2 separate regions of the Homo sapiens genome follow, and region 2 is linked to region 1. A link is an interaction called in ENCODE POLR2A ChIA-PET data of the cell type or tissue named here. Cell type or tissue: Caco-2. All regions are shown on one strand.

Region 1 (8,000 bases):
CAGCCTCCCAAAGTGCTGGGATTACAGGCGTGAGCCACTGCACCTGGCCTATTATTTTTTTTAATTAAAAAAAAATTTTTTTAAAGAGATAAGTCTCACTGTCTTGCCTAGGCTGGTCTTGACCTCCTGTCCTTAAATGATTCTCCTGCCTGTGTCTTCTGAGTTGCTGGGATTACAGGGGTGAGCCATCGTGCCTGGCAAAATGGGACTGGACTACTGCCTAGCCCCTCTCGTTGTGCTGTTGTGGGGTTTAAGCGAGATGTTTCATGGCAGGTTCCCATGACACCCACCCGCTGGAAGTGCTCAGTGAATAGTCCATTCCTCTTTCCCTTCTGTCGGTTTGCAAGTAGGGAGCTCAGTTTTGAATTAGGAGTTCCTCTAGCCTAGGCTCACTCTGCTGGGGCAGTGCTGGCCCCTTCCTTTAATTGTAAGGAAAACGAAGCCGATCACCTCTTTTCTATAGATGACCAGAGGAGATAAGGACATAACCAGCACTTTTTTTTTTTTTTTGACAGAGTCTCACTCTGTCACCCAGGCTGGAGTGCAATGGTGCAATCTTGGCTCACTGCAACCTCTGCCTCCCGGGTTCAAGCAATTCTCCCGCCTCAGCCTCCCAAGTAGCTGGGATTACAGGCACCCGCCATCATGCCTGGCTAATTTTTGTATTTTTGTAGAGACGGGGTTTCACCATGTTGGCCAGCCTGGTCTTGAACTCCTGATCTCAGGTGATCTGTCTGCCTCGGCCTCCTAAAGTGCTGGGATTACAGGCATGAGCCACGGCACCCCACCTGTAACCAGCTTTGAGGCCCAGAAGCAGAGGCTCCAGAAACAGCTGAGTGCCACCTCTCCAGGTGTCCTCCCTGTTTGGGTCCCACCTGAGGGGTTAATTAAACCCACCCAGCTATATCATAGAGTAGGGGTGGCGTGAGTGTATTTTCCTCTAATTTGGTCTTGAGGTCTCTCTCTGAGAATGGCTATAAATTCTAGCCCTGCTGACGGAGTTCCAGGGCAGGTGTTTGTGGGGGTCCACAGTGTGCCTTTCATGAGATGCTTCTTTATCCTGGTGGATGGTCTGATGCCTAAGTATCCAGCCGTGACCAGGTGTCTCTCTCACAGGAAACTGGCTTATAGTGGAAGGCGCCTTGTGGCTCTTTTCTGACCTGTGTCCGTTTATTCCTACCAAGAAAACCACTCTCTAGGAGAGTACGTGGTCAGGTGAGACACTGAGGAAGTAGCCAGCAAAACCCAGGAAATAACAGAAGCAGAGTATTACTCACAGAGGGGAGGGCAGCGGGAAGCTGCCTGGGACCCCGTGCTTAGCCAGTGAGTTGGAGCAAGAGAGAGATGGGAGGACCTGTGGACTGGAGGCTTTGTTGGGGTGCAAGATGTTACCCACGCAGTTTCTGTGGGTAAATATAATTGCTGGGATTAGAGCAAGCAGGCATAAGGCATGGTGACTGAGGGGGGTCACTGCGGCAAATCCATGTAGCCCATGTGGGTGTGGGGGTCAATGGGCAAGTTAGGTGGCTTCTGTCTGGCTGTCCCATAGCGAGGTGGTCACCAGGAGGAGGTTGCATAAGGCAGATACCTGGATGGATCACATTGAGGAACTGGGAGGAGGCCGAGCACTGGAAGCTGTGTCAAGGGTGACTGAGCCCTGCTTCTGGTACGAGAAAGTCTGACATACTCAGAGTGGGTGCCCAAGCAACATGAAATTGTTAAAATTCACTACAGCGGGTGATCTCCCCCATCCCGCAGCGTGGGGTGGTGGTGGTGGTGGTGGAAGCAGCACTAACTGGGACCCAGGCGTCCCGAGTGCAGGCCCTGCTCTCTCAATGGAAAGAGCAGCTGTCATCTACCACGGGCCTCTCTGTTCACCGGGCACTGAACCAGGTGCTCCACATGCATCAGTGAAGAAAGGCACTGTTGGCTGGGCGTGGTGGCTCACGCCTGTAATCCTAGCACTTTGGGAGGCCGAGGCGGGTGGATCACCTGAGGTCAGGAGTTTGAGACCAGCCTGGGCAACATGGTGAAACCCCATCGCTACAAAAAATACAAAAATGAGCTGGGTGTGGTGGTGTGGCACATGCCTGTAGTCCCAGATACTTGGGAGGCTGAGGTGGGAGGATCACCTGAGCCTGGGGAGGTCAAGGCTGCAGTGAGCTGTGATGGTGCCACTGCACTCCAGCCTGGGCAACAAAGTTTTTTTTCAAAGAAAAAAAAACGTGCTGTTGTTAGAGACGAGAGTCAGAGGTTCAGTTACCCAGCTAGTGAGTGGCAGATCCCAAAGCCTTAACCATTGCTCTGACCTGACTCCCAGAGTGACACTCTGGGGCCTGCAGCAAGTCCTGCCCTTCTGTGGGCCTCATGTTGCCATGCATGCTCTTAAGGGGACACCTTGTGTTCCACAAACCCCCTCTGCTCCAGTGTCCTGGGGTCTGCATTTCTGCTGGAGGGGGGGCATCCCTGGGAGCTGTGCCACCATGCCCTGCGGCATCCAGTCTGCTGTTATCTTTACTAAGAAGATGACTGGCTGACTTGGGCCCTCTTGACTCCAGCCTCCCAGGCCCCTTGCCATTGTGGGCTGACCCCTGGCCCTATCCCTTCCTTACACACAATGGGGAGCAGAGGTGGCCAGGACCCATGGTTTCTCCACCCTGTGTTAGTGGGGCCCCAGGCTGGTGGGACTGGAGTCCTGTGGGAGACCCCGAAGTGAGAAGGAAGTTGGTGGCTCCAGGGAACTGACCAAGGTCAGTGTGGCTGGAGGGTGTGTGGGGGCAGGGAGCATGGTGGGAGGGAGGCTGGAGGCTGGACAGAGGCCAGATTGTGAAGAGCTCTTGGGAGCGGTTAAGAGTTTTTAGGCAGAGGAGGCACGTGATCAGGTTTGCATCTGGAATGACTGAGAAAATGCCTGCAACTGTTAAGGCAGTGTTAGGCACGTAAGAAGCACTCAATAGCCATCAGGCCTGGCTGTGATGCTTTTTCTGTTGCTCATTATGAATACCCAGACTCCACTGCTTACTAGCTGGGAGAACTTGGGCCAGTCACTAACCCGGGGGACCAATTTTCCTTACCAGTAATGCAGAGGGATAAGGAATTTCCTCACAGGGGTTTTATCAGGATCCAAGAGCTAAGTAGGGGATTTCATTTCATCTCAGTTAATCCGGCAAACACTCAGCCAGCCAATCCCAGCTGCACAGCCAGGGCCCTTCCTGTGTGTCACACGCCTCCCTGCTTCTCAGTCAGGACATGGCAGTTCTTAGTCACGGGATCTGGAAGGGCCCAGCTGTAATAAGGCACAAAGCTTAACCTTCTCCAGTTCTCTCTCTTGTCCTCAGCCTTAGCCTACAGTGGCAGACCGCTGCCTCCTCCTCAGACTCTCCCCCTAGCCTGAAGCCTTGGCTGAGGGGCCCCCAACCTTAAGAGCCCATAGAGATTCCCGAAGGACCTGAGGGAGTTATTATTATAATTGTTATTATTTTTTGAGATGGAGTCTCACTCTGTCACGCAGGCTGGAGTGAAGTGGCTCAATCTCAGCTCACTGCAACCTCCACCTGCCAGCTTTAAGCAATTCTCCTGCCTCAGCCTCCCAAGTACCTGGGATTACAGGCAAGAGCCACCACGCCCGTAATTTTTGTATTTTTAGCAGAAACAGGGTTTCACCATGTTGGCCAGGTTGGTTTCGAACTCCTGACCTCAAGTGATCTGCCCGCCTTGGCCTCCCAAAGTGCTGGGATTACAGGTGTGAGCCACCACACCTGGCCTGAGGGAGTTATGAGCCTTCTGTGAGCCTCAGTTTCCTGGTCCGCAGAATGGGAATAAGAATGTCTGTCGTATTAGTCTCCTATTACTCCTGTTACAAATTACCATATATTTAGTGGCTTAAAACAACACAAATATATTCTTTACACTTCTGGAGGTCCAAAGTCCTGAAATGGGTTGTCAGGGCTGTGTCCTCTGGAAACTCTAGCGGGGATCCATTCCCTTGCCTCTGCTGGCTTCCAGAAGCTGTCTGCATGCCTTGGCTCCCAGCCCCATCCTCCAGCTTTGAAGCCAGCAGTGTAGATTTTCGTCTGTCTTTCAATGCTTCCATCACCCCATTGCCTTTACTCTCTCTGACCCTCCTGCCTCCCTCTTGTCAGGACCCTTGTGATGACATTGGGCCCACCCAGGTCATGCAGGATAATCTCTCCATCTCAAGGCCCTGAACAAAATCACATCTGCAGAATCTCTTCTACCACATGACCCAACACAGCCACAGCTCTGGTGATTAGGATGTGGGCATCTCGGGGGGCTGTTACTCAGCCTACCACACACACCTTGCAGAGCAGTTGTGAGGATGACATGAGACAATGAAAGGCTCCCAATGCCTGGGACAGGCAGTCAGTCCCCTTTCTCCTCTCCTGGGGCCTTTGTCTCCCCATCTGTAAGACAAGGTCCCTGGCAGTCCACACAGTCTGAGCCCATGTCCTTCCAGCGTGCAGTACACACAGGCAGACTGTCCCTTCGGCGGTCAGGGGTCCTAGGAAGTGGCAGACTTGAGCCCTGTCCCTGACGCCTCTTCTCCCACTCCTTCCCAGGGGCAGGCCTGTTCTCAGTTCCTGGCGGTGCATTTCCCATCATTCCTAGGGACGGCTGCTGGGAAAGGCTGAGCTCACCACTCCCCGGGGAGGGCGAGGGTGGAGGAAGGAGAAGGGAGAGGCCAGCAGCAGCCACTGCAAGAGATGGGAGAGGAGAGGCCATGGAAGGAGACTTGCAGCGGGAGAGGCTGAGGTGATCAGCACTTAGAGGAGGGGAAGAGGCTGGGCAGGGCCTCCGATCTGGGCCTTCGAGAACGGTCAGCTTTTTCCCAGCCCCTCGGCCCAGGCCCTGCTGCTTGGTTCCTCTGCCGGCCGTCCCCTCTCAGCCAGCCCCTTCTGACAGGCCCTGGTGGCCGGAGGAGTGTGTGTGTATGCTGGGGATGAGAGGAGGGTGTCACAGGCCAGCAGGGGCCGAAGTGGGGTGCTGCCGCCGGACAGGAATTCAGGAATCCCCCACTTCAGTGAGAAGAGGACCATTTCAGCCAGAGTCCACCCCTCACTTCCCTCTACTCAGAAATCAGTCACCGTTTGTTTGCCCTGGGGCTCACCATCTGCCTTCACTGGACCTTACTTTTTTTGTTTGCCTGTGTGTGGCAGGTGGAGGGCCGTGGGAGAGGCAGTTAATAACACCATTATGGGATTTGAGAGGGTGAAACGAGATTGTGATTTTGAACTGATTTTTGAAATGTGCAGTCTGCTATGTAAGGATGTGCATTCCATGCATAGCCTGTTCCTTTAACGTTCTCTTCTGCAATTTGACAATCTGACAAACTCTTCATTGTGCTTCAAGTCCAGCTCAGATGTCACCTGCTCTCTGCAACTTTCTCAACAGCCCCCTGCCCATCCCAGAAAGAATGGAGCTGCTCCTTTCTCGGAATTGCTGTGGCCTCTTAATTTTTTTAATTTTTATATTTTCTTGAGACAGAGTTTCACTCTTGTTGCCCAGGCTGGAGTGCAACGGCACCATCTCAGCTCACTGCAACCTGTGCCTCCCGGGTTCAAGTGATTCTCCTGCCCCAGCTTCCCAAGTAGCTGGGATTACAGGCATGTGCCACCACGCCAGGCTAATTTTGTATTTTTAGTAGAGACGGGGTTTCACCATGTTGGTCAGGCTGGTCTCGAATTCCTGACCTCAGATGATCTGCCTGCCTTGATCTTTCAAAGTGCTGGGATTACAGGCATGAGCCACCGCGCCTGGCCCTGTGGTCTCTTTATAACCCTCTCATAGGGTGCCTTTGGTAGGCTGGGTATTGGTTTGGACATCTGTCTCCCCTACCCTATGTGGGCAGTACATTTGTAACAGACCCTTCTGCTCCTTAAGGTCACTGTGGTTGTGGTGGGACAGAGGCAGTGTGGCAAAGGCAATTGGGGAGCCGGCCTCCTGGGGTCTGGCCTGTACAAAGTTGCCACATGTCAGTCCAGCCCTTAGAATTGAGCAGACCACATGACTGACTCAATCAGATTCACATGAACCTGAGCTAAAAGCAGGCAACCAAATCATTCAGGTCCTTCTCTCTCTGTGGCATGAATGCCCATGCCCACTGCCTCCTGCTGATAATCAGACAGCACAGGGGCTGAGTTGCTCATGAGGTTTCCTCATGAGGGTGAAATGTGAGCCAAAGGAAGGTGCTGAAGGAAAGGCCATCTAGGTCTTAAGGAAGCACATTCCGTAAGCTCATCCACCACACTCCAAACCCCGTGGGAAGCCTGTGTCCCACTGCCTGGTGCCGGTTGGATACACAGAGAGTATAAAATAAATGTTGGAAACAATGTAGCATGGTGACCAAAGGCTCCTCCGCTTCCTGCAGGTGTTCTTACATGCGATTCCTTATACCTTTTCCCCCCTGCTAGACTTTAAGCCCCACAGAGGCAGGGCCCTGGATGGCCTTGTTCCCCTTGGTGTTCCCAGTGCCTCTCAGTGCACTCACCTACCTATGTTGAACCCAGGTTACATGCCAGGCGCATACAGACGTTGGCCTTTCATCCCCCTCAACACCCTGGAGCAGGCTGTGTTGCCCTATTATCCAGGTGAGGACAGGAAAGGTAAGATGCCATGTCCAAACATAGCCATTAAATACCAGGGGAGAGAGCGAGACCCCATTCCCCATTGCTCCCCACATCGATTTCCATTTGCGCAGTTCTCCCCGAGGTTTGGGATCAGATGGCTTGAGCTTCTAGGTTGTGGCAGGCAGAGCTGGTTCTGGGAAGGTCACTCCAGATAGGTTGGTGGCTAAGAGGGCCAGCACCGTTCCTCCTGCGGGCTTCTTACTACCCCTCCTGAAGCCATAAAAGGGAACTGTTTTGAGGAGCAAGTGGAAGGTTTGGGGGTTGCATATTACCAAGTCCCAGTGTATGTCTGGGGAATGGTCTGGAGATGCTCTAGAATGCTCCTCCCCTGCTCCCTGCCTCACTGAGGCACAGCTGCTCTTGGTTGGCTTTGCTGTGCCCACCTTATCTGCAAGGCCTGTGTATTCTTGGAAGTAATGGAAATGCATTTATTTAAAATGCTCAATAATTCAGCCTTGTCCTAATATCAGGCCTTTGTCTCTGCTCAGCACTCTGGTCTCCCCAGGACTCCTCATATACCCATTATTTCCTCCCACCTACCTAGCCTCCTGTGAGGTAATGTGACCCCCAGTGACAGCACGTAAGCCAGCTGAAGCCAAGATGGACAAGGACCTGCCCAAGGCCACCAGTGGGTCCGCTTGCTGTGGTAGGGGTTAGTATTCTCACCATTCACAGAGCTCCAACTCTGTGCCAGGGCCTCATTTCACTCAAGACGGCTGCGTTGCAGGGTGATGAGGCTACAGGCCTGCCTGACCCTAAGCCTGTGCCCTTAACTCCTTTATGATGCACCTTCTCTGTGCCAAGCACAGGCCTTGCCCTGGAGGAGCTCCCATCCTGGGGGGCAAGTTCTCAAATGAATGATTCCCACCAAGGCAGGGGTGTGAAATAGGTGCCCTCAGAGAGGCCTGGCAAAGCTCCCTGAGGGAGCAGGGCTTGGGCCCTCTCCTCCAGGGATCCCTGCAATGTGGGGTCAGGCCCACCAGGCAGGCTGCCTGAGCACTTTGATGCTGGCTGCGCCCATTTGTGGGCCTCTGGCCTCCCCAGGCCACCTTCTGAGAGCACAGGGAGCTGTGTGGGCCAGAAAAGGAGCAGGGGCTTTGGGGCCGCCAGGCGGGCGTTGCCTCCCCTGAACTGGGTAACTTTTCTCTTCCCCTCCCTAGCCTCCAGTTTCCAATTCTGTAAAATGAGGATACTGGCTTTTTCTCCTTGAGTTATCCTTGAGATTAAACATAAATATTTAAAGTACCTAGCACATGACAAATTAACAAATGGTATGTCTTAAAATAATCACTGGGCATGATGGCATGTACCTGTAATTGCAGCTACTCAGGACGCCGAGGTGGGAGGCTCACT
Region 2 (8,000 bases), 520 kb before region 1:
TCTAACAAATTACTGAACACAAGGAGAAGGTCATGGTAACCTTCAGTTTATAGCTGATAGCTGAGAAGTACAGGAGGCCTGCGACCGGGACTTGGGACTGACGTCTGTGGGAGCAGCCTTGTGGGACTGGGCCCTTAACTTGTAGGTCATAACTCCGGGTAAATAGCATCAGAATTGAACTGAACACAAGGATACCCAGCTGGTGTAAAAGAATTGGTTGATGTTGGGGGGAAAACCCAACATATTTGTTGTCAGAAGTGTTGTAAGTGGAACAGCACAGACTGTCCTAGGTACAGACAGTCCCTGACTTAGGACGGTTTGACTTAATGATGTTTTTACTTTATGATGGTGTGAAAGTAATATGCATTCAGTAGAAATCGTACATGGAGTGCCCATACAGCCATCCTGTTTTTCACCTTCAGGTCAGCATTCAATAAATTACATGAGTAAATTACATGAGATATTCAATGCTTTTTTAAAAATCAGCTTTGTGTCAGACGATTTTGCCCAACTATAGGCTAATGGAAAGTGTCTGAGAACACAGGCTAGGCTAAGCTACGGTGTTCGAGAGGTTAGGTGTATTAAATGCACTTTTGACTTAGCGATATTTTCAATTTACAGTGGGTTCATCAGGACATAACCCCATCATAAATCAAAAGGCATTTGTACTCTCCAGCTCCTTGTTTCCACCGTCCTCCTCTAAGCTCCTTAAACTCTGGCCTCAATTATCTGCCATTCCTTTTTACACCTTCTTACCATTTTGCTCAAGCTGGTCCCTCTGCTAGCATGCATTTCCCATCTTTCCCATCTCAGTACTTTTTTCGAATCATCTCTTATATTACACTAAAATGGCCTAGTGACATATTTGTCTTACCCACTAGTTTTGTTTTTTTTTTTTGTTTGTTTGTTTTTTGAGAAGGAGTTTCACTCTTTTTGCCCAGACTGTAGTGCAATGGTGCGATCTTGGCTAACTGCAATCTCCGCCTCCCGGGTTCAAGTGATTCTCCTGCCTCGGCCTCCCAAGTAGCTGGGATTACAGGCGCCTGCCACCACACCCGGCTAATTTTTTGTATTTTTAGTAGAGACTGGGTTTCACCATGTTGACCAGGATGGTCTCACTCTCTTGACCTCGTGATCTGCCCGCCTCAGCCTCCCAAAGTGCTGGGATTACAGGTGTGAGCCACCGTTCCCGGCCACCCACTAGATTATGAGTCCCTCCAGGGCAAGGACACGCTTATCCTGTATCTTCAGTGCCTGACAAATGGGAATAGCAATGACAGTAGCAACAGCTAACATTTTTTGAACACTTACTATAAACCAAGCACCTTTTTAGGGAAATTTATGACACACTTAATCCTCTCAACAACCCTACAAGGTAGGCTATTATTATGCCCATTTTACCTGAGTCTCCCTGAGGCACACAGAGATTAAATAACTTCTAGGTTGCCTAACTTAGTTTAGGCACGTAGAAAATAGCTGGACCAGGATTTGAACACAAGCAGTCAGGCTCTAGTGTCCATATTCTTAACCACTGTGGGATACATGGTAGAAACTCAAAAATTAACTGTTGAATTAATAATGTTGTAGAACAGAGCTGAACACAGTATTTGTAGAATGAAAGTATTCGAGACAAAAGCATTTGGCAATTGAGGAAATGGAGGCACACAGAGGTTAAAAATGTGCACAGAGCTACAGATAACCTAGTCTTCTCACTGTAAAGCTTAAGAACCTGAGGACTAGAACAAAGCACTTTTTCCAAAGTTACCTTAGTTATACCCAGGACCAGCCTTATAACAAGTCTTCTTATGACACCATATTAAAGAATACTTACGGCCGGGCGCAGTGGCTCACACCTGTAATCCCAACACTTTGGGAGGCGGAGGCGGGTGGATCACAAGGTCAGGAGATGGACACCATCCTGGCTAACATGGTAAAACCCAGTCTCTACTAAAAATACAAAAAAAGTTAGCCGGGCATGGTGGCATGCGCCTGTAGTCCCAGCTACTCGGCAGGCTGAGGCAGGAGAATCGCTTGAACCCGAGAGGCAGAGGTTGCAGTGAGCCAAGATCACGCCACTGCACTCCAGCCTGGCCGAAAGCGAGACTGTCTCAAAAAAAAAAGAATACTTACTTGCTGTAAGAAGCCTCAAAACCATATTCAAAGATATTCTGGCATTCCAAGAATAACAGAAGTTGGAGAAAGAAGTACACTAGAGTATAATGCAGTATCTGATACCCAGAAGGAATTTAATACCAATTAATTGGCCAGGCACAGTGGCTCACATCTGTAATCCCAGCACTTTGGGAAGACGAGGCAGGCAGATCACTTGAGGTTAGGAGCTGGAGACCAACCTGGCAAACATGTCAAAACCCCATCTCTAATAAAAATACAAAACTTAGCCAGGCATGGTGGCACGCACCTGTAGTCCCAGCTACGTGGGAGGCCGAGGCACGAGAATTGCTTAAACCCAGCAGGTGGAGGCTGCAGTGAGCCGAGATTGTGCCACTGCACTCCAGACTGGGCAACAGAGTGAGACTTCGTCTCAAAAAAGTAAAAAGAAAAAGAAGACAAATATTTCATGGCATGAAAATTAATAATTTCAGTATCCTTAAACTTTTACTGGAATACAACCACACTCAGTTGTTTACATATAGTATAGGGCTGTTTCTGCACTACAGCAACCAGTTGAGTACTTGCTACTAAGACCCTAGAAGGCCCGCTGAGACAGAAACATGTTCACTATCTGGTCCTTCACAGAAAAGCTTGCTAACCACCTTGTCTCTCATGCACCAGAAGGTTAGGTCCATGAAGGCAGTGTCTCTGTCTTGCTTGCTGTTTTACTTCCAGCACCTAAACAGTCTCTGGCATTTACAAGCATTCACATTTGTGCAACTTTAAGTAAGTGAGGAATTACTCAAATGAACTTTAAGAAGCCAAACAAAATGGGTCATAGTTAAGAAAGTCTTTCAATTACACTGATCTTTACAGGATACCTTAATGAAGAGAAGAATGTCACTGAGACAAGTGGTATTGCTTTCATTTGCTAAAATGTTAATGTCTGGGTATACATGAGAAGCAGCTTTCTAATTTTTTAGTAGTTTTTGGGTAGTTGTATAATATTAAAAAATGCACTAATTTGCAGTTAAGAAATTCTGCAATTTAGCTGGGTACAGTCGCACACATCTATAGTCCCAGCTACTCCAGAGGCTAAGGCAGAAGGATCCATTTGAACCCAGGAGTTCGAGGTTGTAGTGCATTACCTGTGAATAGCCGCTATGCTTCAGCCTGACGTTGGGCAATATAATGAGACCCAGTGTCTCAAAAAAAGAAACCAAAAAGAAATTCTGCAACTCTACAGTGTCCTCATCTAATAACCAGACTGGCTGGGCATAGTGGCTCACACCTGTAACCCCAACACTTTGGGAGGCCAAGGTGGGCGGATTGCTTGAGCTCAGGAGTTTGAGACCAGCCTGGGCAACATGGCAAAACCCTATCTCTACCAAAAAAAACTACAAAAATTAGTCAGACATGGTGGCGCGCACCATGCGCACCTGTAGTCCCAGCAGCAAAACCCTGTCTCTACAAAAAAAAAAAAATATATATATATATATATATATATATGTGTGTATATATATATATATATATATGTGTGTGTATATATATATATATACACACACACATATATATACACATATATATATATACACACACATGTATATGTGTATATATTTATATATTTATTTATATTCATATAAATTAGCCAGGCATGGTGGTGCGTGCCTGTAGTCTCAGCTACTCAGGAGGCTAAGGCAGGAGGATCACCTAAGCCCAGGGAGGTCAAGATTGCAGGTGAACCATGATTGCGCCACTGCATTCCAACCTGGGCAACCTTGTCTCCGAAAATTAATTAATCATTATCATCATCATCAGACTGGTGTCTTTTTTTTTTTTTTTTTTAGAGATGGGGGTCTCACTATATTGCCTAGGCTGGAATCAAACTCCTGGCCTCAAGCAATCCTCCCACCTCAGCCTCCCAGGTAGGCTAGGATTACAGGTGCATAGCACGGCACCCAATTTATACTGACGTTTTTGATAGAAGTGTATGACTATCACCAGTCAACCAATCACTCCAGAGCACCTGGGCAGCTACTCTTTATTTTTATATTTATATTAAACACACTCCATGTAGAATAAACTCCAATAAGTCAATTCATGAAAACAAGTCTGAAATATCTACTATACATATATAATTCTATAATGGTACCAATTCTATCCTGTAATGAGTATAGTCCTGTAAATTATCCTAGACCTGTAATGAGCACCCCACAGCCTACCTGCCAACCTTGCTTCATAATCTATTTTCAGAATAAAAAACCAGAAAGCTTTCTTCATGTTGCTACTTCTCATGTATACTTAGATATTAACATCTTAGTGGATGAAAGCAATACTGATTTTCTTGAGGACAGTCTTATTTTCATTAAAAGGAGACAACGTTAAAAAAAAAAAGGTTTTTCAAAATCCTAAGCAAGATTATTTTTATTTTGTATTGTTTAAAAGTTTAGTTTTCTGGATTAGCTCTCATACAAAAGAATGATTGGAATTAAGGAAGGAAATAGTTCATATCCCCTGAAAGATGTAAGTAGGCTGGCAGACACAAGACATACAGTTCCGAATCCTGTGCCTAACAATTCAAACAAGGCACTTTAAAAGTATCTATTGAATAAATGGCTCTCAGTTTTTCCTATCCTGCACTCAGAATTAGTTTTTTGTTTGTTTGTTTGTTTGTTTTTGAGACGGAGTTTTGCTCTTGTCGCCCAGGCTGGAGTGCAGTGGCGTGATCTCGGCTCACTGCAACCTCCGCCTCCTGGGTTCAAGCAATTCTCCCGCCTCAGCCTCCTGAGTAGCTGGGATTACAGGTGCCCGCCACCACGCCCAGCTAATTTTTTGTATTTTTAGTAGAGATGGGGTTTCGCCATGTTGGGCAGGCTAGTCTCGAACTCCTAACCTCAGGTGATCCACCTGCCTCAGCCTCCCAGTGCTGGGATTACAGGTATGAGCCACCGCGCCCCGCCCAGAATTAGTTTTAACATACGCTAATATGAACACACGAATTACTTGTATTCACTGTTAAACCCTTAATCACAAAAGCTACACTCATGTTAAAGAGTATAAAATTTTTCCTGGAGAAAAAAAAAAAACAGATCATAAGCCTGATTCTCATGTTTACTTTTATGATCTATTAAGTCTGATTCTCACTTTTACTTTTATGTCTTCCCTTTTTTCTTTCCCAGGAGTCTACTGACAAAAGCCAAAGGTTGCTGCTAGTTTCAGCTTCCTGGTGTTCCTCATTATTTTCAAAAATGTCTGACTGCATCTTTTGGACATTATAAAAACCACAGTAGGAAAAAACGCCAGCTATTTCAATGGACCAACAAAGTGAGACTCCAAAGTGGTAAGTTCTGATGCTCAACTTCAGCATTATCAGTCTCAGCCTCTCAATCAATAAGCACACTATACTGGAGTTTTCACAAAGAATGGATAAGTAAAATGCCTAATAACATTACTACCACATAGGGTCTACAGCAATCAACACCAAATATTACACAGAATAAAACCATCAAAAAACCAGATGGTTACTCTTTCAGAAACTTAAAGAGGCAGAGAACAGAAGTTCTTAAGTAGAACATTTAAAAAAAAAAAAAAAAAAAGATAGGCATGGTAAGTACCCAGGGACAAAACAGGAAGACTGATCATTTAAGCTCCAGAGGGACATTCCAAAGTTTCACTCTAATTCACACCATAAAAGGGACGTGGGAGGGTGGACTCTGAGTGCTCTGCCCTTAAAGAGAACGTTAAAATACAGCCTCTCCTCCATTTCAGTTCTAGCCTAAAATCCCCAAAGCTGTGAGGCTAATGTTGCCAAAGGACCGAGTGAAGTTTAAGAAACAAGTTCTCGGCCAGGCTCACGCCTGTAATCCCAGCACTTTAGGAGGCAGAGGCGGGTGGATCACGAGGTCAGGAGTTTGAGACCAGCCTGGCCAACATGGTAAAACCCCGTCTCTACTAAAGATACAAAAAATTAGGTGGGTGTGGTGGTGGGCACCTGTAATATCAGCTACTCTGGAGGCTGAGGCAGGAGAATCACTTGAACCCAGGAGACAGAGGTTGCAGTGAGCCAAGATCGTGCCACTGCACTCCAGCCTAGCGACAGAGCAAGACTCCGTCTTAAAAGAAAAAAAAAGGAAAGAAAACGAAACAAGTTCTTGGCCAGGCACAGTGGCTCACGCCTGTAATCCCAGCACTTTGGGAGGCCAAGGTGGGTGGATCACCTAAGGTCAGGAGTTCGAGACCAGCCTGGCCAACGTGATGAAACCCCATCTCTACTAAAATTACAAAAATTAGCCGAGCGTGCTGGCAGGCGCCTGTAATCCCAACTACTAAGGAGGCTGAGACAGGAGAATCGCTTGAACCCAGGAGGTGGAGGTTGCAGTGAGCCGAGATCACACCACTGTACTCCAGCCTGGGTGACAAGAGCAAAACTCCATCTCAAAAAAAAAAAAGAAACAACTTCTCAACACACCCAGCCAAGAACAGTGGAACTGTTCACAAGACCCAGGTTCTGTTTATTTCTCTGCCACAAGCAGGAACAAGACACAAGACAGATCTGTTAAACTAATACTCTTTACTAAATACTCCAGGGCAAGAATAAATAGCTAGAACAAGTCTGTGGCCAGGCAAATAGCTTCACCTCAGAGGGCTTCAGGTTTTGCATCTGCAAAATTCCATGATTCAAAATTCATGTTTCCATCTTAAAATAAGATGGAAAACAAGGTTATGTGATACTAAATCAAGAAGGTATACTATGAATTGTAAAATTCCAATGTCAAGTTTCCATTCTGTGTGTACTCGTCTACTTTTATAATCTAAGGAGGCAACTGCTAAAATACTGTACAAGGCATTGAAAAAATTTAACAATATAAGACTTTACTGGCCAGGCACAGTGGCTCATGCCTGCAATCCCAGCACTTTGGGAGGTCGAGGCAGGTGGATCACCTGAGGTCAGGAGTTCGAGATCAGTCTGGCCAATGTGGTGAAACCCGTCTCTACTAAAAATACAAAAATTAGCCAGGTGGGGTGGTGGGCACCCCAGCTACTCGGGAGGCTACTCGGGAGGCTGAGGCAGGAGAATTACTTGAACCTGGGAGGCAGAGGTTGCAGTGAGCTGAGATCGTGCCATTGCACTCCATTCTGGGCGACAACAGGGTAACGCTGTCTCAAAAAAAAAAAAAAGACATTACTTATGTCATTAAACCTAAAACAAAGCATAAACCTAAAATGTTTCAACCTCTCTCATAAGACAGATGTCTTTTTCTAAAACACCTTCAGTTTGTAGCTGTACACATTCCAGTACGTTGAAAATGACAAACTTGGCCGGGCGCGCTGGCTCACGCCTGTAATCCCAGCACATTGGGAGGCCGAGGCAGGCGTATCATGAAGTCAGGAGATCGAGACCATCCTGGCTAACACGGTGAAACCCCATCTCTACTAAAAATACAAAAAATTAGCCGGGCGTGGTGGCAGGCGCCTGTAGTCCCAGCTACTAGGGAGGCTGAGGCAGGAGAATGGCGTGAACCCGGGAGGCGGAGCTTGCAGTGAGCCGAGATCGTGCCACTGCACTCCAGCCTGGGCGACAGAGTGAGACTCCGCCTCAAAAAAAAAAAAAAAAAAAAAATGACAAACTTCTTTTTCTCCCCAGCAGTAACATGTCTGACAGGTAAAAATACACAGCTTATCAAAAATACACATTTGGAAACTATGAAAATCTAATTTTTTTTCATTCTACCATACGTTTCACTTCAGGCCCAACTTATTAGTTTCAATTCTGCTTGTGCTCTATTTCTAGTCAGTTTCACTTCTGAATTTTCTACCACAAAGAATTGTGATCCTGTAGAGACATTTTAAAGTAAACACTAAATAAACATAGCTTTTCCTTTCAAAAA

The links. ChIA-PET counts read pairs that join two places held together with the same protein. Peaks named below come from ENCODE experiments on the same cell type or tissue, not always from the same donor. Only the 100,000 strongest peaks of a DNase experiment are listed, where the experiment ranks them.
Region 2: POLR2A ChIA-PET joins it to region 1 with 10 read pairs; 2 of 35 experiments call an interaction of 5 or more read pairs at or near these places.

The regions. Positions count from the first base shown.
Region 1 is chr11:75,308,835-75,316,834 of GRCh38, reverse strand. All of the region lies in intron 1 of ARRB1 (arrestin beta 1), which reads left to right. Among named protein-coding and RNA genes, the nearest start is that of MIR326, 22 kb to the left of the region's middle. RefSeq lists a silencer at 2,475-2,644 and enhancers at 2,280-3,196, 7,505-8,000. In Caco-2, no CTCF peak of the experiment used is centred here; a DNase peak (open chromatin) is centred at 4,602.
Region 2 is chr11:75,824,402-75,832,401 of GRCh38, reverse strand. The region is part of intron 1 of UVRAG (UV radiation resistance associated); the gene reads right to left. Among named protein-coding and RNA genes, the nearest start is that of UVRAG, 13 kb to the right of the region's middle. RefSeq lists an enhancer at 7,907-7,986. In Caco-2, no CTCF peak of the experiment used is centred here; no DNase peak of the experiment used is centred here.